Regions from separate parts of the Homo sapiens genome. Here region 2 is linked to region 1. The links are chromatin loops, found by intact Hi-C in ENCODE. Cell type or tissue: left ventricle myocardium inferior. All regions are shown on one strand. Each heading gives the region's core, and the rest is flanking DNA. Links, peaks and the distances in the headings are about the cores only.

Evidence for each region. Hi-C counts contacts between places; a loop is a spot of excess contacts. Peaks named below come from ENCODE experiments on the same cell type or tissue, not always from the same donor. Only the 100,000 strongest peaks of a DNase experiment are listed, where the experiment ranks them.
Region 2: a loop joins it to region 1, with 2.4 times the contacts of the local background. A loop is called at or near these places in 48 of 110 quality-filtered maps.

Annotation. Positions count from the first base shown.
Region 1 is chr16:67,629,373-67,637,428 of GRCh38, forward strand. CTCF (CCCTC-binding factor) reads left to right here. Exons shown (of 12, transcript NM_006565.4): 10 at 26-161; 11 at 7,318-7,479. Among named protein-coding and RNA genes, the nearest start is that of CARMIL2, 12 kb to the right of the region's middle. In left ventricle myocardium inferior, for the core only: no CTCF peak of the experiment used is centred there; a DNase peak (open chromatin) is centred at 3,129; H3K27ac peaks cover 887 bases.
Region 2 is chr16:67,567,418-67,584,413 of GRCh38, forward strand. CTCF (CCCTC-binding factor) reads left to right here. Exons shown (of 12, transcript NM_006565.4): 2 at 3,731-3,847. Among named protein-coding and RNA genes, the nearest start is that of CTCF, 13 kb to the left of the region's middle. In left ventricle myocardium inferior, for the core only: no CTCF peak of the experiment used is centred there; no DNase peak of the experiment used is centred there.

The DNA of each region.
Region 1 (8,056 bases), core at 1-8,000:
AAGAGGATTTTGTTCTTTTTGTTAGAATACCATGGCAAGACATGCTGATAATTGTGCTGGCCCAGATGGCGTAGAGGGGGAAAATGGAGGAGAAACGAAGAAGAGTAAACGTGGAAGAAAAAGAAAGATGCGCTCTAAGAAAGAAGATTCCTCTGACAGTGGTAAGTGACTTGTTCCTTGATTTGCTTACTATGGCAGGCTTTGGAGCCCAGTTTCCAGTGTGTTTATGTATGGATATGCTGGGATATAGAGGCGGGCACACACTCTTCCTTTCTTTAAACTTCTCATCTCCTAACGTCTATTTACAACAGCAGTTAGTGTTTTTCTGGGGCATATTTTCTTTTTTCTTCGTGGCATTCCGCTCATTAATGCCCTTTTTTTTTTTTTTTTTTTTTTTTTTTTTTTTTTTTTTTTTTTTTTGAGACGGAGTCTCGCTCTGTCGCCCAGGCTGGAGTGCACTGGCGCGATCTCGGCTCACTGCAAGCTCAGCCTCCCGGGTTCACGCCATTCTCCTGCCTCAGCCTCCCGAGTAGCTGTGACTACAGGCGCCCACCACCAGGCCTGGCTAATTTTTTTGTATTTTTTAGTAGAGACGGGGTTTCACCGTGTTAGCCAGAATGGTCTCGATCTCCTCACCTCATGATCCGCCCTCCTCAGCCTCCCAAAGTGCTGGGATTACAGGTGTGAGCCACTGCGCCCGGCCATTATTAATGCCTTATACGTAATCTTGAGTTAAAGCAAAATTAATATTTTTATTCAGTTTATTCAAATTTGTGATATTCTAAGGCCAGCAGAGTTTCTTTTCCTATGTTCTTAACTTTTACATTTAGGAAGCTGGTCTAGATAAGAGCAGTGAATCTAATGGACATGAAGAAGGTTGTTTAAGCATCTTCACTTATGGTTTGACTGCCTGTGTCAGCCTAACCTTGAGAGGTGCTGATCAAGTCAGTGAAGGTCAGCCTTTCTCTTCCTACCTTAATCTCTCCATTTAAAGTTTAAAATCTTGCCTATTTTCCTACCACAGGTACTCTTTGGAGTGTTTTTTGCCTCTCTAGTCATGAAACCCAGGCAGGAGGTTGTGCTTAGAAGTGCCAAGCCTCGGTCGGGCACAGTGGCTCATGCCTGTAATCCCAGCACTTTGGGAGACAAAGATGGGCAGATCACTTGAGGTCAGGAGTTCGAGACCAGCCTGGGGAACATGGCAAAACCTTGTCTCTACAAAAAATTTAAAAATTAGCCAGGTGTGGTGGTACATGCCGATAGTCCCAGCTACTCGAGAGGCTGAGGTGGGAGAATCACCTGAGCCCGGGAAATTGAGGCTGCAGTGAGCTGTGATCACGCCACTGCCTTCCAGTCTGGTGGTCGAAGTGAGACCTTGTCTCCAAAAAAAACAAAAAGTGCCAAGCCTCACAAAGAGGGTGGAGGAACAAGAGTCTTGGTAACTTGGAGGCCACATTTAATTACACAAACATGTTCAGAGTGTTAGATTCTGTAGTGTGGATATCTAGGTTGCTGGCATCCAGGTGGGAAGGCACCTCTGTAACTAAAGACTTAAGGTATGGATGGAAAAGGTGGTAGAGAGTTTGGTTTTAGGAAATGGACTTCCCAGAAGCACCATTAAACTGGAGAGATTATAGATGATGCCTGATAGTCTAGGGATTCTTCATATTGTGTTTTGCACTGGTTGTCAGTAGAAATAGTGGGGAGGGGTTGAGATTTTTGAAGAAGGAACATATTGGAGAACTTTAGTGACTTTATTGGGCTTTTTTTGTTCTTTGTTTGTTTTTTTTTTGTTTTTTGTTTTTTTTTTGAGACAGTGTCTCCCTCTTGTTGCCCAGGCTGGAGTGCAGTAGTGCGATCTCTGCTCACTGCAACCTCCACCTTCTGGGTTCAAGCGATTTTCCTGCTCAGCTTCCCAGGTAGCTGGGATTACAGGCATGCCCCACCACACCCTATTAGTTTTTGTATTTTTAGTAGAGATAGGGTTTCACCATGTTGGCCAGGCTGGTCCAGAACCCCTGACCTCAGGTGATCCATCCGCCTCGGCCTCCCAAAGTGCTGGGATTACAGATGTGAGCCACTGTGCCCGGCTGTTTTTTTGTTTTTAAATAGAGATGGGGTCCCACTGTGTGGCTCAGGCTGGTCTCGTAACTCCTGGGCTCAAGTGATCCTCCTGCCTCGACCTCCCAATGTGCTGGGATTATAGGCATGAGCCACTGCACCCAGCTACTTTATGGGTTTTATTGTAAAACTTTCTCATGAAAGCACTAAGCTGTTTATGTTTGGATCTGTAACAAGGTCCCCCCCACCCCCCCCCCCTTTTTTTTTTCCTTTTTTTAAATGGAGTATCCGTTTTAAGTAGCATCTTCTTCAGTCACTGGGTGTTAAGTGTATGCCTCCTTTAAGATGTCAATTTGCAGCTGGTCATGGTGGCTCACGCCTGTAATCCCAGCACTTCGGTAGGCCAAGGCAGGCAGATCACCTTAGCTCAGGAGTTCAAGACCAGCCTGGGGAACATGGCAAAACCCTGTTATCTACAAAAAAATACAAAAATCAGCAGGGGGTTGTGGCCTGCGCCTGCGGTCCCAGCTACCTGGGAGGCTGAGGTGGGAGGATGGCTTGAGCCCAGTAGGTTGAGCTGCAGTGAACTGAGATAGTGTCACTGCACTCCAGCCTGGGTAACAGAGCGAGACCCTGTCTCCAAAAAAAAAAAAAAAGGGAAAAAAATTATTGCACTGAACTGTTGGGGGTTTTCAGAAATGTTAGGAGACTCCCAGATATTACCAGTGATCAGATAATCTTAACCTTGGGGATCCCTATAGTTGTTCTTAGTTGCAAAGCCGCCTGCTGCCAGACTCTGTCCTATGTCCTGCTTTCTCCTGATACTGCCTTGTTCACTTCTGTGGTTCATCTCCAGGAAGACCAGCTTCTTTCCCTAATTGTATGTAACCAGAAGCATCTTTAGTCAAAAGAGATTATTGATAGCTTCTGATAGATTTCTACAGTTCTGTGTTCTGTCTGCTGCTGGTTAGTAGAGCATGGAATTTGGTTCCAGGCCTTATACCTAGTGACTCTTTATCTCCCCCAGAAAAGGGACGTCAGCCTGGGCTCCATGCCACTGTTGGCCATGCAGTCTTACTTGTCCTGACCCAGAAGTTCTGCCTGTCGGCTGTCTACAGAGATTGACCAGCAGATGGTCTACTGCTGTTTTCAAGGCTTTTTGCTGAAATACCACCAAGCCAATAAGCCTTTGATCCTGTTAGCCTGCTTTTGTGTGCTTTTCCCCCAATTCTGACTGAACTTGTTTAGTTTTCTAGGCATTGGGCCAACTTAGGCAATAGAGGGCTTGAAGAAGTTCAGCAGGGAAGCATCTCTCGTTCTTGACACACTGCCACCTATCTATATATTCCCCACGTTTTCACTTAGGATTTCAGTCACTTGAGAAATAAGGCATTTTATCTGGAAGATCAGGAGTTTACCCACAGATCTCTAAATTTAAACATTTTGTTCCAGAGAAAGAGAGTGCATGTTAATAACCCGTGCTTTCTAGAGGAAGGCAGGCAGTGTACATTTTGTGCCGCAGCCATGGGGGAGGGATAACAAAAGCTCTTTGGCTGCCTGCAGATGTGGGCGCCAGAACAGCCCCAGACTGAGGGCAGAGGTTTGAATTCTACCTGCTGTGACTTAGCTGTGCATTGCAGTCACTTAGTTTCTCACTTTTTCTATAAAATGAGGGTAACACCCTCATTCAATGAAGTACTGAAGCCTAAGTGGAAAATGGTGAATTTTTAAATTGTGATGTTTGCTATAAGTAAAAGCTGTGTTTGTGGTAGACTATAGGTTACGGAGCAGGATTAAATGAGTTCCGTGAGTCCTGTTGATCCCCAGGTGTCACTATTAAATGGAGTGAGAATGTTACAGAAATTACTCAGGGAAACTGAGTCTCAGCTGGTCAGATGTCCCAGGTCACGTACCTAGTAAGAGATCTGAGACTCAGCCTTGTTGCCTGGCTCCTCGTCAGTATTCTTTATACAATAGTTTCCTCACTTTCATGTACCACTTATTTTACCACGAATGGACAATTGTGGCATTAGGGAGGAGAGCAAGAGGGTTGGAAATGACACATTGGGTCTAGTACAGCTGGGAATTAAGTCCAAAAACTTGACCTTAAAAGAGAATCAATAATAGTTTCAAAAGAACTCTTGCTACTTACCTTAGTAAATAGGACCTCACAATGCGTAAGAATTTCTGGCCAGGCGTGATGGATGAAGCCTGTAATCCTAACACTTTGGGAGGTCAGGAGTTAGAAGCTGCAGTGAGCTATGACCGCACCAGTGCACTCCAGCCTGGGTGACAGAACAAGACCCCGCCTCAAAAAAAAAGAAAAAGAATTTCCGTCTTGTCCCCTGACACACACACACACACACACACACACACACACACTCTCACTCACTCACTCTTACCCTTCCTGCCCACTTAGAGATGAGCAGAACCACATCTCCAAGGGTCCATTTCCGGCTTAGTGTCCTGCTTTATCCTGGTATAGTAGGTAGGGGGATCATGAGAATTTGAAATTCGGTATTGTGTTGAGTCAAAAAAGGGTCTAAAGCTAAAAGGAAAAAGTAATAGCCAATCCCACATAAAATGTGAATAATAGTATTCAAGTCGATTTGCTTCATTCTGCTGTAATACCTGTTTATTATATTAATCCTGATAGCAAAAATTCCAGCAAAAGCATTTTTATTTATTATTTTTTGGAACCTCACACCCTGCTCCCCTAAAAGCATTTTTAAATGGGCTTTTGTTTTGTTTTTAGTTTTTATTTATTTTTGTTGTTATTTGTTTGTTTTTCCCAGACAAAGTCTTACTCTGTCACCCAGGCTGGAGTGTAGTGGAGTGATCTCAGCTCACTGCAACCTCCGCCTCCCAGGTTCAAGTGATTCTCATACCTCAGCCTCCTAAGTAGCTAGGATTACAGGTGCCCGCCATCACAGCTGGCTAATTTTTGTATTTTTAGTAGAGATGGGGTTTCACCATGTTGGCCTGGCTGGTCTCAAAGTCCTGACTTCAGGTGATCCACCCACCTCGGCCTCCTAAAGTGCTGGGATTACAGGCGTGAGCCACCATGCCCAGCCTAAATGGGCTTTTTTTTTTTTTTTTTTTTTACACAGGATCTCACTGTATCACCCAGGCTGAATACAGTGGTGAAATCACAGCACGCTGCAGCCTCTACCTCCCTGGCTTAAGCAGGCCTCTTGCCTCCGTCTCTTGAGTAGCTGGGACTACAGACACACACCACCGTGTCCTGCTAATTTCTTCCTTTTTTTTTTTTTCTTATTTTTTTTCCTTGAGACGGAATCTCACTCTGTTGCCCAGGCTGGAGTGCAATGGCGTGATCTCAGCTCACTGCAACCTCCACCTCTCGGGTTCAAGCAATTCTTCTGCCTCAGCCTCCTGAGTAGCTGGGATTACAGGTGCCGCCACCACACCTAGCTAATTTTTGTATTTTTAGTAGAGACGGGGTTTTACCATGTTGGCCAGGCTTGTCTCGAACTCCTAACCTCAGGTGATCCACCTGCCTCAACCTCCCAAAGTGCTGGGATTACAGGCATGAGTCACTGCGCTGGGTAAATTTTGTTTTTGTTTTTGTTTGTTTGTTTGTTTTTTTGAGACGGAGTCTTGCTCTGTTGCCAGGCTGGAGTGCAGTGGCGCAATCTTGGCTCACTGCAACCTCTGCCTCCTGGGTTCAAGTGATTCCACTGCCTCAGCCTCCCGAGTAGCTGGGACTACAGGCATGCATCATCACACCCGGCTAATTTTTTGTATTTTAGTAGAGACAGGGTTTCACCATGTTGACGAGGATGGTCTCGATCTCCTGACCTTGTGATCCACCCGCCTCAGCCTCCCAAAGTGCTGGGATTACAGGTGTGAGCCACCATGCCTGGCCACCTTTTGTTTTTTTGTTTTTTTTAAAGTAGAGACGGGGTTTCACCATATTTGCCAGGCTGGTCTCGAACTCTTGACCTCAAGTGAGCTGCCCACCTTGCCCTCCCAAAGTGCTGGGATTACAGGCATGAGCCATCACACCGAGTCAATTTCGTTTTTGTTTTTTGTTTGTTTGTTTGTTTTTCTCTGGAGACAGAGTTTCACTCTTGTGGCCCAGGCTGGAGTGCAGTGGCGGATCTCAGCTCACCGCAACCTCCGCCTCCCAGGTTCAAGTGATTCTTCTGCCTCAGCCTCCCGAGTAGCTGGGATTACAGGTATGCGCCACCACGCCCAGCTAATTTTATATTTTTAGTAGAGTCAGGGTTTCTCCATGTTGGACAGGCTGGTCTCAAACTCCCAACCTCAGGTGATACACCCACCTCAGCCTCCCAAAGTACTGGGATTACAGGTGTGAGCCACCACGCCCAGCTGCCAGTTTCTTATTTCTTGTAGAGATAAGGTCTCACTATGTTACCCAAGCTGGTCTTGAACTCCTGAACATGAGTGATCCTCCAACCTCAGCCTCCCAACGTGCTGGGATTACAAGTGTGAACCACCGTGCCCAGCCTTAAATTGATTTTTCTTAATAATTGGCTGAGCATGCTGGCTCACACCTGTAATCCCAGCACTTTGGGAGGCCGAAGCAGGCAGATTGCCTGAGGTCAGGAGTTTGAGACCAGCCTGGCCAACATGGCGAAACCCCATCTCTACAAAAAATACAAAGATTATCTGGATTGGCTGGGCACGTTGGCTCATGCCTGTAATCCCAGCACATTGGGAGGCCGAGGCAGGTGGATCACCTGAGGTCAGGAATTCAAGACCAGCCTGACCAATATGGTGAAACCCCATCTCTACTAAAAATACAAAAATCAGCCAGGTGTGGTGGCGTATGCCTGTAGTCACAGCTACTCAGGAGGCTGAGACAGGAGAATTAAACCCAGGTTGCAGAGGTTGCAGTGAGCTGAGATCGTGCCGCTGCATTCCAGCCTGGGCGACAGAGTGAGACTCTGTCTCAAAAAAAAAAAAAGAAGGAAAAAAAAATTACCTGGGCATGGTGGTGCGTGCCTGTAGTCCCGGCCACTCAGGAGGCTGAGCCACGAGAATTGCTTGAATCTGGGAGGCAGAGATTGCAGTGAGCCGAGATCGCGCCACTGCACTCCAGCCTGGGCAATAGAGTGAGACTGTCTCAAAAAAAAAAAAAGAAAGAAAGTGTATATATATATATATATATATTTATAAAACAAGACTTCAAATAATATATAATTGTTTTCTTTCATCTTCCACCACCCTTCTCCTTGCCCCACCACCTGTGCTTCCTGATTTCATGAAAAGAAAATGCTGAACCAGATCTGGACGACAATGAGGATGAGGAGGAGCCTGCCGTAGAAATTGAACCTGAGCCAGAGCCTCAGCCTGTGACCCCAGCCCCACCACCCGCCAAGAAGCGGAGAGGACGACCCCCTGGCAGAACCAACCAGCCCAAACAGAACCAGCGTAAGTTGTTCATCTCTGCTCTGGAGGCTGGCGTCTTCTCCGAGCATGTGGGGGAGCCAGATGGGTCCTTGTTCTTTGGGGATGTGGGAACTAAGCCATGAGAACAAGTTAAGGGCATGTCGAGAACAAACTCTCAGGAAATGGCTTTTTAGGAGTTTTTACTGAGGAACATCTGAGGAAGTCTTTAGAGGCCTGTTACATTTCAAGAAGAAGTCCAGAGTAGAAGGGTACTTGTGTTCTGCAAGATGGGTACTGTTAATGTGGGCGGGTTTTGAAAAACAACCAAAGTCACAGTCAGCTGGCAGAATGGATGCGGTAATGAATATAAAAGAGCCAAATCGTAAAGGTTGGAGAGGGAAAGCAGTTTCTGCACTGAGATTGCCCCTTCTAAGAAACTCAGGGTCAGGCGGTGGCTCATGCCTGTGATCCCAGCACTTTGGGGGGCCAAGGCGGGAGGATCACCTGAGGTCAGTAGTTCCATACCAGCCTGGTCAACATGGTGAAACCCCATCTCTGCTAAAAATACAAAAATTAGCCAGGCGTAGGGGTGGGCACCTGTAGTCCCATCTACTCAGGA
Region 2 (16,996 bases), core at 3,407-11,406, 59 kb before region 1:
GACTAAATATGCTAATCACCTATTTGTGTTACTAAAAATTGCCTCTCAACAGAGGAGACTTTAGCTTCATCTAAGTATTAGTGAGTTTTGTGGAGTTTAGCTAATTGTGAGATGGATTTCCTCTTAGAAGATGTACCTCATGTGCCAAATTGCTTGGAAACTTTTTTTTTTTAATACATTTTGATTGAGGCAGTGGCATGATCATAGCTGTTGCCCAGATAGGAGTGCAGTGGCATGATCATAGCTCACTGCAGCCTTGAACTCCTGGGCTCAAGCAGTCTTCCTGCTGCAGCCTCCCAAGTAGCTGGTACTATAGGCGTGTGCCACCATGCCCAGCTGATTCTTTTATTTTTTTGTAGAGACAGGATCCTACTATGTTGCTCAGGCTGGTCTTGAACTCCTGGGCTCAAGCAAGTCTCCCACCTCGGCCTCCCAAAGTGTTGACGTTACAGGTGTGAGCCACCATACTCGGCTTTTTTTTTTTTTTTTTTTTTTTTTGAGACAGGTTGTCACTGTGTTGCCCACACTGCAGTGCAGTGGTGTGATCATGGCTCACTGCAGCCTTGTCCCCCACCTGCCCCAAGCGATCCTCCCACCTCAGCCTTCCAAGTAGCTGGGACCACAGGCACACAACACCATGCCTGGCATATATATGTATACGTGTATATATATATATTTTTTAAGATGGAGTTCACTCTGTCTCCCAGGCTGGAGTGCAGTGGCATGTTCTGGGCTCACTGCAACCCCGGCCTCCCAGGTTCAAGTGATTCTCCTGCTTCAGCCTCGGGAGTAGTTGGGATTACAGGTGCCTGCCACCGTGCCGAGCTAATTTTTGTATTTTTAGTAGAGACGGGGTTTCACCATGTTGGCCAGGCTGGTCTGGAACTCATGACCTCAGGTTATCCACCCACCTCGACCTCCCAAAGTGCTGGGACTACAGACGTGAGCCACCATGCCTGGCCTTTTTTTTGTTGTTGTTCTTCTTCCCTGAGACGAAGTCTTCCTCTGTCACCCAGGCTGGAGTGCAGTGGTGCGATGGTGGCCCACTGCAACCTCCGTCTCCCGGGTTCAACCAGTTCTCCTGCCTCAGCCTCCTGAGAAGCTGGGATTACAGGTGCATACCACCATGCCCAGCTAGTTTTTGTATTTTTAGTAGAGACTGGGTTTCACCACGTTGGCCAGGGTGGTCTCGAACTCTAACCTCATGATCCACCCGCCTGGGCCTCCTAAAGTGCTGGGATTACAGGCGTTAGCCACTGTGCCCGGCCTGCCTGGCTAATTTTTATGTATTTTGTAGAGACGGGGTTTTGCCATGTTGCCCTGACTGGCTTTGAACTCCTAGGCTCGAGCAGTCCTCTGCTGTGGCCTCTCAAAGTGCTGGATTGCTGGTGTGAGCCATCACACCTGGCTATATTATTTGGAAACTCTTTTTTTTTTTGAGACTGAGTCTTGCTCTGTTGCCCAGGCTGGAGTGCAGTGGTGTGATCTTGGCTCACTGAAACCTCTGCTTCCTGGGTTCAAGCGATTCTCCTGCCCCAGCCTCCTGAATAGCTGGGATAACTGGCACACACCACTACGCCTGGTTAATTTTTGTATTTTTTTTAGTAGAGACAAGGTTCCACTATGTTGGTCAGGCTGGTCTTGAACTCCTGACCTTGTGATCCGCCTGCCTTGGCTTCCCAAAGTGCTGGGATTACAGGCGTGAACCACTGTGCCTGGCCTATTTGGAAACACTTAGTTCAAATTTAGCTCTTTATTTCATTTGGGATTTTATTTTATTCTTTTTTTGAGACAGAGTCTCACTCTGTCGCCAGGCTGGAGTGCAGTGGCACGATCTTGGCTCATTGCAGCTCCGCCTCCTGGGTTCAAACGATTCTCCTGCCTCAGCCTCCTGAGTAGCTGGGTTTACAGGCCTGCACCACCATGCCCAGCTAATTTTTGTATTTTTAGTAGAGACGGGGTTTCACTATGTTGGCCAGGATGGTCTCAATCTCTTGACCTCGTGATCCGCCCGCTTTGGCCTCCCAAAGTGCTGGGATTACAGGTGTGAGCCATTGTGCCTGGCCTGGGATTTTCTTTCTTTCTTTCTTTCTTTTTCTTTAGAGGTAGGTTCCACTCTACCTTTGCTTGAAGCTTGACAGTTCATTTTGTAATTTAGGGTGAAAAGATGCCATCTAACAAAGTATTCCGTTATTCGACTAAAAAAACTGTTTCATTGCTATGCTTCTAGGATTTTCAAAGGTCAGTAAAAGCTCCTTTTGCCAGTTATCTTTTTTTTTTTTTAATGAGACGGAGTCTAGCTCTGTCGCCCAGGCTGGAGTGCAGTGGCGCGATCTCGGCTCATTCCAACCTCCGGCTCCTGGGTTCAGGCGATTCTCCTGCCTCAGCCTCCTGAATAGCTGGGATTACAGGCGTGTGCCACCACGCCTGGCTAATTTTTGTATTTTTAGTAGAGATGGGGTTTCGCCATGTTGGTCAGGCTGTTCTCAAACTCCTGACCTCAGGTGATCCACCTGCCTTGGCTTCCCCAGTTATCTTACTAAACTGGAAAGCATAGCCTTTACTTGTGGCATGAACAAACTTAATCAGTAAGACCACTACTTGCTAAAGATACGGAAATAAACTGTTAGAGAGCCATTACTGCAGCCATAAGAATTAATTTTTTTTTTTTTTTTTTGAGACGGAGTCTCGCTGTGTTGCCCAGGCTGGAATGCAGTGGCAGGATCTCGGCTCACTGCAAGCTCCGCCTCCCGGGTTCATGCCATTCTCCTGCCTCAGTCTCCTGAGTAGCTGGGACTACAGGCACCCGCCACCACACCCGGCTAATTTTTTTCTTTGTATTTTTAGTAGAGACGGGGTCTCACGTGTTAGCCAGGATGGTCTTGATCTGCTGACCTCGTGATCTGTCTGCCTCGGCCTCCCAAAGTGCTGGGATTACAGGCGTAAGCCACTGCGCCCAGCCAATAATTAATTTTTTGGTAGTTTGAATATGTGTGCCATTATTTGGTTGCAATATTGCAGTGGAGTGTTTTGTTTTGTTTTTTTTTTTGAGACGGAGTCTCGCTCTGTCGCCCAGGCTGGAGTGCCGTGGTGCGATCTCGGCTCACTGCATGCTCTGCCTCCCAGGTTTGCACCATTCTCAGCCTCCCAAGTAGCTGGTACTACAGGCGCCTGCCACCACACCCGGCTAATTTTTTGTATTTTTAGTACAGACGGGGTTTCACCATGTTAGCCAGGCTGGTCTCGATCTCCTGACCTCGTGATCTGCCCGCCTTGGCCTCCCAAAGTGCTGGGATTACAGGCATGAGCCACCGCGCCTGGCCTTTTTTTTTTTTTTTTTTTTTGAGACAAGATCTCTCACTCTGTCAAGCAGGCTGGAATGCAGTGGCACAATCTCAGCTCAGTACAGCCTCAAACTCCTGGGTGAGTCTCCCACCCTGGCTTCCGAAAGCGTTAAGATTACTGGTGTGAGCCTGGAGTACTATTTTGCTACTTAGAAACCTTTAGTCCTTTATATATTTAGCAAATGTGTGAAAAAATAAATGAATGTTTTGTTATTGGCTTGATGGTGGACATTTATGGAATGGCTCGGTTAGTGACATGACATGAACAGGTGTTTTGTTTCTTTCCCAATTTTTTCTGTCTTCAGTTTTCCCTCATTTTTTTTCATACTATATGCGTATTTGTATGAATTTAGTGTTTCATAAAATGATTTGTGCTTTTCTTTTAGAATGATTACGGACCTGAAGCCAAAGAACAAGATGCGCTAGTGGACAGATTGCTGACCAGGGGCTTGAGAGCTGGGTTCTATTTTCCCTCCTCAAACTGACTTTGCAGCCACGGAGAGGTAAGTGCTATTTCCATTTTTTCTATCTTAAAAATGGTAGTAATATAACCCTCCTGGAGTTGGAGGATTTGTTGGCTAATTCTTGAATATAGGGGATGCAGGATATCAGGTGATTGAGAGCATACAGGCTTCATAATCAGAGTCCTGGGTTTGAAACTCTTTACGATGATATACTAGCTGGGTAATATGGGGCAAGTTACTTTAACCTGTCTACTCCTGTAGTCCTCACTTGTGAGAGAATAACACCACCAATCTCAGAGACTATTCTCCGTTAATGAGAATGTGTTTTGTAAAGCTTTAAGTACTATTCTGAACATGTACATAGAAAGATCCCAGGAAATTGTGGCTGCTTTTCTGTAGAAACCCTTGGAATGTGTATTTTGACTATTGGCAAATGAACTGAAAAGAAAGTCCATGACCTGTGGCTACTTGTAATTTTGATAAGAAACAGATGGAATCCTGTTCTTGGGGAACCTGGTATCCTGGATAAAAATTGTCTTAATTTGAGTTAGCCTAGCTCATTGCCCATTTTGCGTCAGAGTGTGACAGTGATTATCATTTTAATTTAGCCTGTAATTTTTGCTATAAAATATAATGGACATTATATGGAACTTGGAACAGACCTTCTATAAATATTGGAATCTACTATGCTTTGGGATCTCATAAACAACAAAGTGGGATTCTGGTTGTAAAAATTATCTCTTCTCACGGTACCGGAAAGCACATTTTTTTCAGACCCTAGAAAAATGTGAAAATAATTTAATCGTACATGTGTAATGGCAAAAAGGAATGTAGAAGTGGAAATTACAAATGCCAGGATTAGATAAGCTTATGTGAATGAATCATCTAAATGACTACTAAGATTTTTCTTACAAGCTCTGCCTGGAGCAAATAAAGAGAAGGGAATAGGAATGAAAGTTCTGTTATTCTTCAAACCTTTATTTTCCAAATGGGCAACTTGTTATCCTGCTAGATGGGAAGGAGAAGGTCTGTGGTAGTATTCTGTCACTCCAAAAATAACTTACGCCCTGCAGGTTCTTTTAGGAGTGTTGACACAGAGTGCATACCAAAAGTTGCTGATTTAAAAACTATTGAGAAATCGAACCTTTAAGAGTTTAGGGAATGGGTTTATAGGAACACGTTAATCACTTTCAAGTGTTATGACTAGCTTAATTGCTTAGATCCCTGTTTCTCAAACTGGGATATGAATACCCTTAGGGAATCAGGTGGTATGATTTCGGGGTACTTGGAGTCACAAGAAAGATAAACATGACCCATCTTCCTAGAACTTCAGTTATAGTCATAGAGGAGGTGGTGAGTTAAGTAATTTAACTGGTCAGTGATTAAATATTAAATATTGGCCAGGCACGGTAGCTCACACCCAGTACATTGGAAGGCCAAGGCCTCCAAAATCCCAGTAATCCTAGTACTTTGGGAGGCCAAGGCAGGTAGATCACTTGAGGTCAGGAGTTCCAGACCAGCCTGGCCAACATGGTAAAACCCCATCTCTACTAAAAATATAAAAACTAGCCGAGTGTGGTGGTGGGTGCCTGTAATCCCAGCTACTTGGGAGGCTGAGGCAGGAAAATCGCTTAAACCTGGGAAGCAGAGGTTGCAGTGAGCCAGGATTGTGTCACTGCACTCCACCCTGGGCGACAGAGTGACTCTGTCTGCCCCCCCCCGCCCCCCCCCCCAAAACAACAAAAGACTGGGCGCGGTGGCTCACGCCTGTAATCCCAGAACTTTGGGAGGCTGAGGTGGGCGGATCACAAGGTCAGGAGTTCGGGACCAGCCTGGCCAACATGGTGAAACCCCGTCTCTACTAAAAATACAAAAAATTAGCTGGGTGTAGTGGCGGGAACCTGTAATGCCAGTTTCTCGGGAGGCTGAGGCAGAAGAATTGTTTGAACCTGGGAGGCGGAGGTTGCAATGAGTTGAAATCACTGCACTCCAGCCCAGGCAACAGAGTGAGACTCTGTCTCAAAAAAACAACAAAAAAAACCCCAAGAAGACAATTAGCTGGGTGTGGTGGTGCGTGCCTGTAATCCCAACTACTCGGGAGGCTGAGGCAGGAGAATCACCTGAACCAGGAGGCAGGCAGAGGTTGCAGTGAGCCAAGATCACACCACTGCACTCCAGACTGGGTGACAGAGCAAGACCGTCTCAAAAAATAAATAAATAAATAAATATTAAATATTGTTATATTAAAACAAATAGACATTTTTGGAGCAGAATGAAAACTGTATGATTAAGATAACATAGGTCTTCAACAAAATGAGCATGAGTGCCTGAGGGTGGGAAGTTCTCTCTGTATAGGTTCTATAGTGGATATGTTTGAGAAGCAATACATTTGAGCTATAGAACAGCTCTGCTATCCTGCTCCTTACTTTGTCCTTGTAGTATTTGTGTAGGGAAAAACTCTCAAGCCCAGGTTTTTCCTTTGCTTTCACATAACAACCACCATCAACACAAAAGAAGACTTACGTGGCTGGGCCCAGTGGCTCATGCCTGTAATCCTAGCACTTTGGGAGGCCAAGGTGGGCAGATTGCAAGTCCAAGAGATTGAGACCATCCTGACCAACATGGTGAAATCCCATCTCTACTAAAAATACAAAATTTAGCCGGGCGTTGTGGTGCGTGCCTGTAGTTCCAGTTACTGGGGAGGCTGAGGCAGGAGAATCGCTTGAACCCGGGAGGCGGAAGTTGCAGTGAGCCGAGATCATGCCACTGTACTCTGGCTTGGCGACAAGGCGAGACTCCATCTCAAAAAAAAAAAGACTTACGTGACCAAAGATGGGGTGGAGGGATTTTCCTCACACACCAAACAGTGTATGCCAACTAGGTGTCATCCAACACCATCTACCCAAGATGGTGTCAGATCCCACACGTTTAGGGTTCAGTCCCATAAGACCACCTGTCCTTCCTACCAGTCACAAGCCCATTCCTTCAGAGCTTCTGACCAACTGGCTTCAAGTTGAGTTTCCCACGACCTCTTTCTTGGGTTCCATTAGTTTGCTAAAGCAGTTCACAGACCTCAAGGAAACACTTCTTTAGATTTGCCAGTTTGTTAAGAGGACTACTTTATTTATTTATTTTTGAGACAATCTCACTGTGTCGCCCAGGCTGGAGTGCAGTGGCGTGATCTCGGCTCACTGCAACTTCCCCCTCCCAGGTTCAAGCAGTTCTCCTGCCTCAGTCTCCCGAGTAGCTGGGATTACAGGCGTTCACCCCCACGCCTGGCTAATTTTGGTATTTTTAGTAGAGATGGGGTTTTGCCATGTTGGCCAGGCTGGTCTCAAACTCCTGACCTCAGGTGATCCACCCAGTTCGGCCTCCCAAAGTGCTGGGATTACAGGCATGAACCACCACGCCCAGCCAAAAGCATCTTTTTTTTTTTTTTTTTTTTTTTTTTGAGATGGAGTCTTGCTCTGTTGCCCAGGCTGAAGTGCAGTGGTGCAATCTTGGCTCACTGCAAGCTCCGCATCCCAGGTTCACACCATTCTCCTGCCTCGGCCTCCCAAGTAGCTGAGACTACATGCGCCCACCACCACACCCAGCTAATTTTTGTATTTTTAGCAGAGACAGAGTTTCACCTTGTCAGCCAGGATGGTCTTGATCTCCTGACCTCTTGATCTGCCTGCCTCGGCCTCCCAAAGTGCTGGGATTACAGGCGTGAGCCACTGCGCCCAGCCAAAAGCATCTATTCTTAACTGTGTGTTTTACAATTACTAAGTATTGTTATTAACATATTGCTCTTAACATAAGTGGCATTTAAGAATTACATTTTTTCCATATGTCCTTGTGGATAGAGGAAAAAAAAAGAATTACATTTTCTTTAGTCACGCGTTGTGTTGCATGCCTGTAGTCCTAGCTATTCAGGAGGCTGAGGCCGGAGGATCGTCTGAGCTGAGAAGGTTGAGGTTGCAATGAGCCGTGGTCCCACCACTGCATTTCATTCAGCCTGGGTGACAGAGTAAGACCCTGTCTCAATAAACAAATAAGTAAGTAAGAATTAAGTTTTCTGAGGCTGGGCGTGGTGGCTCATGCTTATAATCCCAGCACTTTGGGAGGATGAATTTTATTTTAATCCCATTAGGACTCCAAGTCCTGGCCATGCAGCTTAATAGCTATATGGCCTTGGGCAGGGCAGTTCTATTAGAGGTGACTTCCTTGGGCTTCCCTTTCCTCTTTTTTTTTGAGAGATGGAGTCTCGCTCTGTCGCCAGGCTGGAGTGCAGTGGTGCAATCTCGGCTCACTGCAGCCTCTGCTTCCCGGGTTCAACCGATTCTCCTGCCTCAGCCTCCTGAATAGCTAGGACTACAGGTGCGCCACCATGTCTAGCTAATTTTTGTATTTTTAGTAGAGACGGGGTTTCACCATATTGGCTGGGCTGGTCTCAAACTCCTGACCTCAGGTGATCCGCCCACCTTGGCCTCCCAAAGTGCTGGGATTACAAGCGTGAGCCACCGCGCCCAGCCAAGTTGGTTATTGTATATATTTTGCATTAAACTGAACTTCGATGACCACCAGATAATACAAATGTTAATGAACTAAACGGAAATATTGTGCCATAGGAAAATGGGTTAGATTTATCAGAAAATCTGTTGAGCAGTAGAGAAGTGGGTAAGAAAACAAGGTCTCGTTGCATGTTGCAAGGGATATAAAACCCTAACCCATTTAAAAAGATGAATGTCAGCCTGGGCAACTTAGTGAGACCTTGTCTGTAAAAAAAAAAAAAAAAAAAAATGTAGCCAGGTGTGGTGGTGCACACCTGTAGTCTCAGCTACTTGGGAGGCTGAGATGGGAGGATCACCTGAGCCCAGGAGGTTAAGGCTGCATGCACTCTAGCCTGGGTGACAGAGTGAGACCCTGTCTTAAAAAAAAAAAAAAAAAAAAAACGGAAGGCTGTTAACCAGCAAAATGCTTATGAGAGAGGTTTTTTAATAGCATAATACCAAAAAGTTAATTATTATGGAATAAAAGTAAAGAAAATCCCAAACTAAAACCTGGCGTATAGCAGAAGCTCAATAAGTAATTATTTGGATGAATGAATGCCTAGGGAAAAAAGACTAAACAGACGTGGAAATCATCAGTCAAAACTAGTAGTGTGAGGGTAGTTTGGTTTGGGGGTCACTTTTTGTTGGTTTTGTATAGTTTGTGTAATTTTTTTTAATGCAAATACTTTTTTTCTTTTCTTAGATTAAAGCAGAATTACCAAAATCTGGCTATAAAAATATTTAACAATAGGTGACTGGTTAAATTATGATACATCCCTATAATAGAATGTTTTTTTTTTTTTTTTTTTTTGAGATGGTGTCTCCCTCTGTCACCTAGGCTGGAGTGCAGTGGCACGATCTCTGCTCACTGCAAACTCCGCCTCCCGGCTTCACACCATTCTCTTGCCTCAGCCTCCTGAGTAGCTAGAACCGCTAATTTTTTGTGTTTTTAGTAGAGATGGGGTTTCACCATGTTAGCCAGGATGGTCTGGATCTCCTGACCTCGTAATCCGCCTGCCTCTGCCTCCGAAAGTGCTGGGATTACAGGCGTGAGCCACCGTGCCTGGCCTTATAATAGAATGTTGTGTAGCCATTATGTATAAAAAATATGTTGAAATGGCAAGATATTTGAAACAAAGTACAAAGAAAGCAGATTATCAAACAATATGTATGGTATGATCTCGTGAGAGTAAGTATATGTATATATTGGGGAGGGGACTGCGAATTTGGATATAAGCCAGAATGTGTGTATAAAACCTATAGGTAGGTTTCTTTAAGCTTTCTCCTGTTGCCTGTATTGCATAATTTTTAAAGGAAAAGGGAATGCAGTACAGTAGGAAGTAGCACTGAAACTTTCTGATAAAGGTAATGAAATGGGCCGGGCGTGGTGGCTCACACCTGTAATCCCAGCACTTCGGGAGGCCGAGGTGGGCGGATCACGAGGTCAGGAGATCGACACCATCCTGGCTAACACAGTGAAACCCCGTTTCTACTAAAAATACAAAAATTAGCCAGGCATGGTGGCGGGCGCCTGTAGTCCCAGCTACTTGAGGAGGTTGAGGTGGGAGAATGGTGTGAACCTGGGAGGCTCTGTCTCAAAAAAAAAAAAAAAAAGGATAATGAAATGATAAAAGGTGTTTTTGCCTAGTTTACTTGGCAGTAATGTCTAGACTTCTTTTTTTTTTTTTATTTTTTGAGATGGAGTCTCGCTCTGTTGCCCAGGCTGGAGTGCAGTGGTGCGATATTGGCTCACTGCAAGCTCCGCCTCCCGGGTTCATGTCATTCCCCCGCCTCAGCCTCCTGAGTAGCTGGGACTACAGGCGCCTGCCACCACGCCTGCCTAATTTTTTTTTTTGTATTTTTTTTAGTAGAGACGGGATTTCACTGTGTTAGCCAGGATGGTCTCATCATCTCCTGACCTTGTGATCCGTCCACCTCGGCCTCCCAAAGTGCTGGGATTACAGGCGTGAGCCACCGCTCCCAGCCAGTCTAGACTTCTTGAGTGGAATCGAGAGGGCCACTGGAACAGTTATAGAAGTGCAGCCAGGAGGAGAGTAAGGCAGGAGGAAGCTCCTGCATCTGCCCAGCTGTTAGAGGGGATTGAGGTTGCAGAGGCAGTTCTTGCAGTGATCCTCACTTAAATTTGGTCTTAAACTTTGTTTAAATATTACCCAAGTAATGTTTAGTTTCATTCTTTGGAAGAGTCTAATGATTGTAGAATTACATTAGAACCTAAAGAATCCCTTAACTTTGTTTTCCCAGAGCTGAAGACTATTAATAGTCTGGTGTGTTGACTTTGCACTTTTATTAACAGGCATGTACATATAATACAACTTTTTAAACAAAATATAATTGTGCTATGGAAATTTTCTGTAACCACCACATTTAATGTAAGAACATGAGGGGGAAATACTTCAAACAGTGCAAAATGTTAATAATGAAAAGTAATCCTCAGTCTTGCCTCTGATCTCTCATTTTTCTTCCTCAGAGGCAATAAATACCAATTTCTGATGTATCCATCCAAAGAAAATTCTGCGTATATTCAAATGTATGAGTTTATGTATCTTTTTTTTTTTTTTTTTTTTTTTTTGAGACAGGGTTTTCACTCTGTTGCCCAGGCTGGAGTGAGACACGTGATCTTGGCTCACTGCAACCTCTACCTCCTGAGTTGAAGTGATTCTTGTGCCTCAGCCTCCCAAGTAGCTGAGATTACACACATGTGCGGCCATGCCCAGCGAATTTTTGTAGTTTTAGTAGAGATGGGATTTCACCGTGTTGGCCAGGCTGGTCTCGAACTCCTGGCCTCAAGTGTTCCACCCACCTCGGCCTCCCAAATTGCTGTGATTACAAGCATGAGCCAATGTGCCTGGCCAAGTTTATGTATCTTTTTAAAAAAGCACAAATAGGCCGGGCATGGTGTCTCACGCCTGTAATCTCAGCATTTTGGGAGGCCGAGGCAGGCGGATCACCTGAGGTCAGGAATTCGAGACCAGCCTGGCCAACATGGTGAAACCCCATCTCTACTAAAAATACAAAAATTAGCTGGGCGTGGTGGCAGGCGCCTGTAATCTCAGCTACTCAGGTGGCTGAGGCAGGAGAATCGCTTCAACCCGGGAAGTGGAGGTTGCAGTGAGCCGAGATTGCACCATTGCACTCCAGCCTGGGGGACAAGAGCAAGACTTCGTCTCAAAAATAAATAAATAAAAATAAAAGGCCGGGCGTGGTGGCTCACGCCTGTAATCCCAGCACTTTGGGAGGCCAAGGTGCGTGGATCACCTGAGGTCAGGAGTTCAAGACCAGCCTGACCAACATGGTGAAACCCCATCTCTACTAAAAATACAAAAATTAGCGGAGTGTGGTGGCACACGCCTGTAATCTCAGCTACTCGGGAGGCTGAGGCAGGAGAATCGCTTGAACCTGGGAGGTGGAGGTTGCAGTGAGCCGAGATCGCCATTGCACTCCAGCCTGGGCAACAAGAGTGAAACTCCGTCTCAAAATAAATAAATAAATAATAAAAATAAAAAATAAAGCACAAATAGTAGCTTACTATACACGTTGTTCTAGACGTTTGAGTTGTTTTCAATCTTTGTTTTTTTTTGTTTTTTTTTTATTTGAGACGGAGTCTTGCTGCTCTGTCACCTAGGCTGGAGTGCAGTGCCGTGATCTCGGCTCACTGCAATCCTTGCTTCTCAGGTTTAAGCGATTCTCTTGTCTCAGCCTCCCGAGTAGCTGGGATTATGGGCACATGCCACCATGCCCGGCTAATTTTTGTATTTTTAGTAGATACAGGGTTTCGTCATGTTGGCCAGGCTGGTCTCAAACTCCTGACCTCAGGTGATCCACCTGCCTCGGCCTCCCAATTGCCCTGGCCTCCCAACTGCCCAGGCTTCCTGAAGTGCTGGGATTACAGGTATGAGCCACCACGCCCAGCTTGTTTTTAATCTTTTGCCATTAGAGAAAAATACCCTAGTAGTAGATAGCCTTCTTATATACACATCTTTAGGCTCGTGTACTAGTGTAAACATAGAGAATTGCTTGTATATTCCTAGAAGAGGGAATGGCATGTACAAAGGCCCAGAGGCAGGAAAGGAAAGACCTAGAATGTTCTGGCTACTGAAAGAAGTTCAGTGTGATTAGAGGCGAGTATGTCAGGCTGGATGCAGATCTGCTGATAGGGCCCTGAAGCACTTGGTAGGCCATGTGAAAGAGTTTGGACTTTAAGAGTTTTCAGCATGGTGGTTTCAGAAGGGAAGTCTTCTTGCTGATAATGGATTTACATTTTAGAAATCCGTGGCCGCTGTGTGAAAAATGGTGGGTAATGGAGCAAGAGGGGAAGCAGGGAAACTGTTTAGAAGGCCATTGCATTGGTCCATGCAAGATGTAATGCTGTCCTGACTTAAGGTGGGATAACTGGGATTGCTGTTTGTCTAGTTTGTTAAATTATAATGATTATTTTAAATTAATTTAGAGACAGACTCTCGCTCTGTTGCCCAGGCTAGAGTGCTGTGGTGTGATCATAGCTCACTATAACCTTGAACTCCTGGCCTTAAGTGATCATCTGGCCTCAAGCTCCTGAGTAGCTAGGAGTGTAGGTGCGTATCACCAGGCCCAGCTAATTTTTTTTGTAAAGATGGGGTCTTACTGTGTTGCCCAGGCTGGCCTTCAACTCCTGGCCTCAAGCAATCCCCTCCTCCCAGGCCATCCAAGGTGTTGGGATTACAGGTGTGAGCCACCATGCCCAGCTTAGTTTTTTAATTATTTATGTATTTTATTTTTATTTTATTTATTTATGTATTTATTTATTTATTTATTATTTTTGAGACGAAGTCTCGCTCTTGTCCACCAGGCTGGAGTGCAGTGGCTCAATCTCAGCTCACTGCAGCCTCTGCTTCCCGGGTTCAAGTGATTCTCCTGCCTCGGCCTCCAGAGTAGCTGGGATTACAGGCGTGCACCACCACACTCGGCTAATTTTGTACTTTTAGTAGAGGCACCTGCCCCAACGCCTGGCCAAATTTTTTTTTTTTTTTTTTTTTTTAGTAGAGACAGGGATTCACCATGTTGGCCAGGCTGGTCTAGAACTCCTGACCTCAGGTGATCCACCCACGTCGGCCTCCCAAAGTGCTGGGATTACAGGCGTGAGCCACCGCACCAGGATTTACTTATTTTTTATTTATTTATTTATTTTTGAGATGGAATCTCGCTCTTTCGCCCACGCGGGAGTGCAGTGGCGCTATCTTGGCTCACTGCAAGCTCCACCTCCCGGGTTCACGCCATTCTCCTGCCTCAGCCTCCCGAGAAGCTGGGACTACAGGCACCCGCCACCGCACCCAGCTAATTTTTTGTGTTTTTAGTAGAGACGGGGTTTCACCGTGTTAGCCAGGATGGTCTCGATCTGCTGACCTCCTGATCCACCTGCCTCGGCCTCCCAGAGTGCTGGGATTACAGGCGTGAGCCACTGCACCTGGCCCGGCCTTACTTATTTTTAATTAGGTTGGAATCCTATTCTGCATCCTCCTTTGTAACCTTGCTGCGTGTTGTGAACGTTTTTCCTGTTAGATGATCTTTTTCTTTTTTTTTTTTTTGAGACAGTCTCACTCCGTCTCCCGTGCTGGAGTGCAGTGGCATGATCTAGGCTCACTGCTACCTCTGCCTCCTGGGGTCAAGTGATTCTTGTGCCTTAGCCTCCCAAGTAGCTGGGATTACAGACATGCTCCACTAGGCCTGGCTTATTTTATTTTATTTTTATTTTATTTATCTTTTTCAGACAGAGTCTTCCTCTGTTGTCCAGTCTGGAGTGTGGTGGCACGATCTTGGCTCGCTACAACCTCCGCCTCCCAGGTTCAAGCGATTCTCCTTCGTTAGCCTCCGGAGTAGATGGGATTACAGTCGTGCACCACCACACCCGGCTAATCATGTACTTTTAGTAGAGATGAGGTTTTATCACGTTGGCCAGGCTGGTCTAGAACTCCTGACCTCAGGTGATCCACCCACCTCGGCCTCCCAAAGTGTTGGGATTACAGACGTGAGCCATAGCACACAGCGCTAATTTTTGTGTTTTTAGTGGAGACAGCGTTTTGTCATGTTGACTGGGCTGATGTTGATCCACCTGCCTCAGCGTCCGAAAGTGCTGGGGTTACAGGTGTGAGCCACCTCACACAGCCTCTGTTAGATATCTTTTGTTGGCCGGGTGCAGTGGCTCATGCCTGTAATCCCAGCACTTTGGGAGGCCGAGGCTGGCGGATCACGAGGTCAGGAGATGGAGACCATCCTGGCTAATACGGTGAAACCCCGTCTCTACTAAAACAAAAAATTAGCTGGGTGTGGTGGTGGGCACCTGTAGTCCCAGCTACTGGGGAGGCTGAGGCAGGAGAATGGCATGAACGGAGCTTGCAGTGAGCCGAGATCGTGCCACTGCACTCCAGCCTGGGCCACAGAGCAAGACTCCGTCTCAAAAAAAAAAAAAAAAATCTTCTGTTACTTCAAATTAGTAGGAACTTTGTTGTTGGATGTTAAGTGGCATGTGTGCATGCTTTAGTTTTCTGAACTGTTCCTTTGGGCATAGCAGTCCTTGTTTGCCCTGACTTTTTGCCTCTAGTATGTTGTTTCTACCTATTCCTCATTAATTGAATTATTTCTAAAATACGAGCATTGGCCAGGCAGGGTGGCTCATGCCTGTAATCCCAGTACTTTGTGAGGCTGAGGCGAACGGATCGCTTGAGTTCAGGAGTTTAAGACCAGCTTGGGCGACATGATGAAACTCGGTCTCTACTAAAAATATAAAAATCAGCCGAATATGGTGGTGGGTGCCTGTAATCCCAGCTACTTGGGAGGCTCAGGCACAAGAATCACTTGAACCTGGGAGGCAGAGGTTGCAGTGAGCCGAGATCGCGCCACTGCACTCCATCCTGGGCAACAGAGTGAGACTCTGTGTCAAAAAAATAAATTAAATAAAATATGAACATTGACTCTGAGAGCCAAGTTTATTGTAAATTTGAGTGCATAGACTTTGAGATTTTTTTTTTAATCAAACCTTTTTTGGTCCTGTTCTTGTTTTCTAAGTGGTAGATATTTGCTGGTTTAATGACTTACAGATAGGGTGACATAGAGGTCTGTCTTAGTTAACAGCTATGTAGATTATCCTATCACGTATATAGCTGTAAATACTCTACACATTTTTCACACACTGAACTTAAATCTCCAATTTCTTTTTTTTCTTATTTTTCTTTTTTTTTTTTTTTGAGACGGAGTTTTGCTCTGTTGCACAGGCTGGATGGAGTGCAGTGGTGCGATCTCGGCTCACTGCAACCTCCGCCTCCCAGGTTCAAGTGATTTTCCTGCCTCAACCTCCCAAGTAGCTGGGATTACAGGCACCAACTACCACGCCTGGCTAATTTTTTGTATTTTTAGTAGAGATGAGGTTTCACCATGTTGGCCATGCTGGTCTCTTAACTCCTGACCTCAAGTGATCCTCCAGCCTTGGCCTCTCAAAGTGCTAGGATTACAGGCATGAGCCATGGCGCCCAGCCTACTTCTTATTTTGAAAGAAGTAGATGATACACATTATCTTCCCCAATAAGGAAGGAGGAAATGAGTCCTAAAATGTCCTAGGTTGCTGAGGGTTTTTGAGGAAAAGAGTATATATCTAGCCAGGCGCGGTGGCTCACGCCTGTAATCCCAGCACCTTGGGAGGCTGAGGCAGGTGGATCACCTGAGGTCAAGAGTTCAAGACCAGCCTGGCCAACATGGTGAAACCCTGTCTCTACTGAAAATACAAAACTTAGCCGGGTGTAGTGGGGCATGCCTATAATCTCAGCCACTCGGGAGGCCGAGGCAGGAGAATCACTTGAACCTGGAAGGTGGAGGTTGCCGTGAGCCAAGATTGCTCCATTGCACTCCAGCCTGGGCGACAGAGTGAGTTTTGGTCTCAAAAAAAAAAAAACAAAAGAGCATATATCTTGATGCTCTGTGTGGTGAGTAGTAAGCAAGAGTATACAGTGATTAATCCTTGACTTTCGGGCAGCTTTTCTAGTTTAAAACATATCCTAATGGAGGGAGAAAAGGGCATTCTGGTAAGTTGTATTTTATGTTGTAGCATTTTTGCCTGACACAGGGATTCTGCTTTATATTTCTTGGACTGCAGATGTAAATGCTGCTCAGTAGAGTGGTGTGCATTAGCGATTAGTGGTGTGCATAGCGAAAACTAGGTTTTGGAGACTTCTGTCTGATTTCTGGGTTACAGACAAGGGGACTGCAAAGCCAGAGAACCACTCTTTGCTTCATGCTTGTGTGCAGCCTCACTGTGTGCAGTCGTTTAAAAATGTCTGCCTTCAGCTGGGCGCAGTGGCTCATGCCTGTAATCCCAGCACTTTGGAGGCCGAAGTGGGTGGATCACCTGAGGTCAGGAGTTCGAGACTAGCTGGGCATGGTGGTGGGCACCTGTAATCCCAGCTACTCGGGAGACTGAAGCAGGAGAGTTGCTTCAACTTGGGAGGTGGAGGTTGCAGTGAGCTGAGATGGTGCCATTGCGCTCCAGCCTGGATGACGAACGGAACTCCTTCTCAAAAAAAAAAAGTCTTCTTTTTTTTTTTTTTTTTTTTTGAGATGGAGTCTCGCTCTGTCACCCAGGCTGGAGTGCAGTGGCACGATCTCGGCT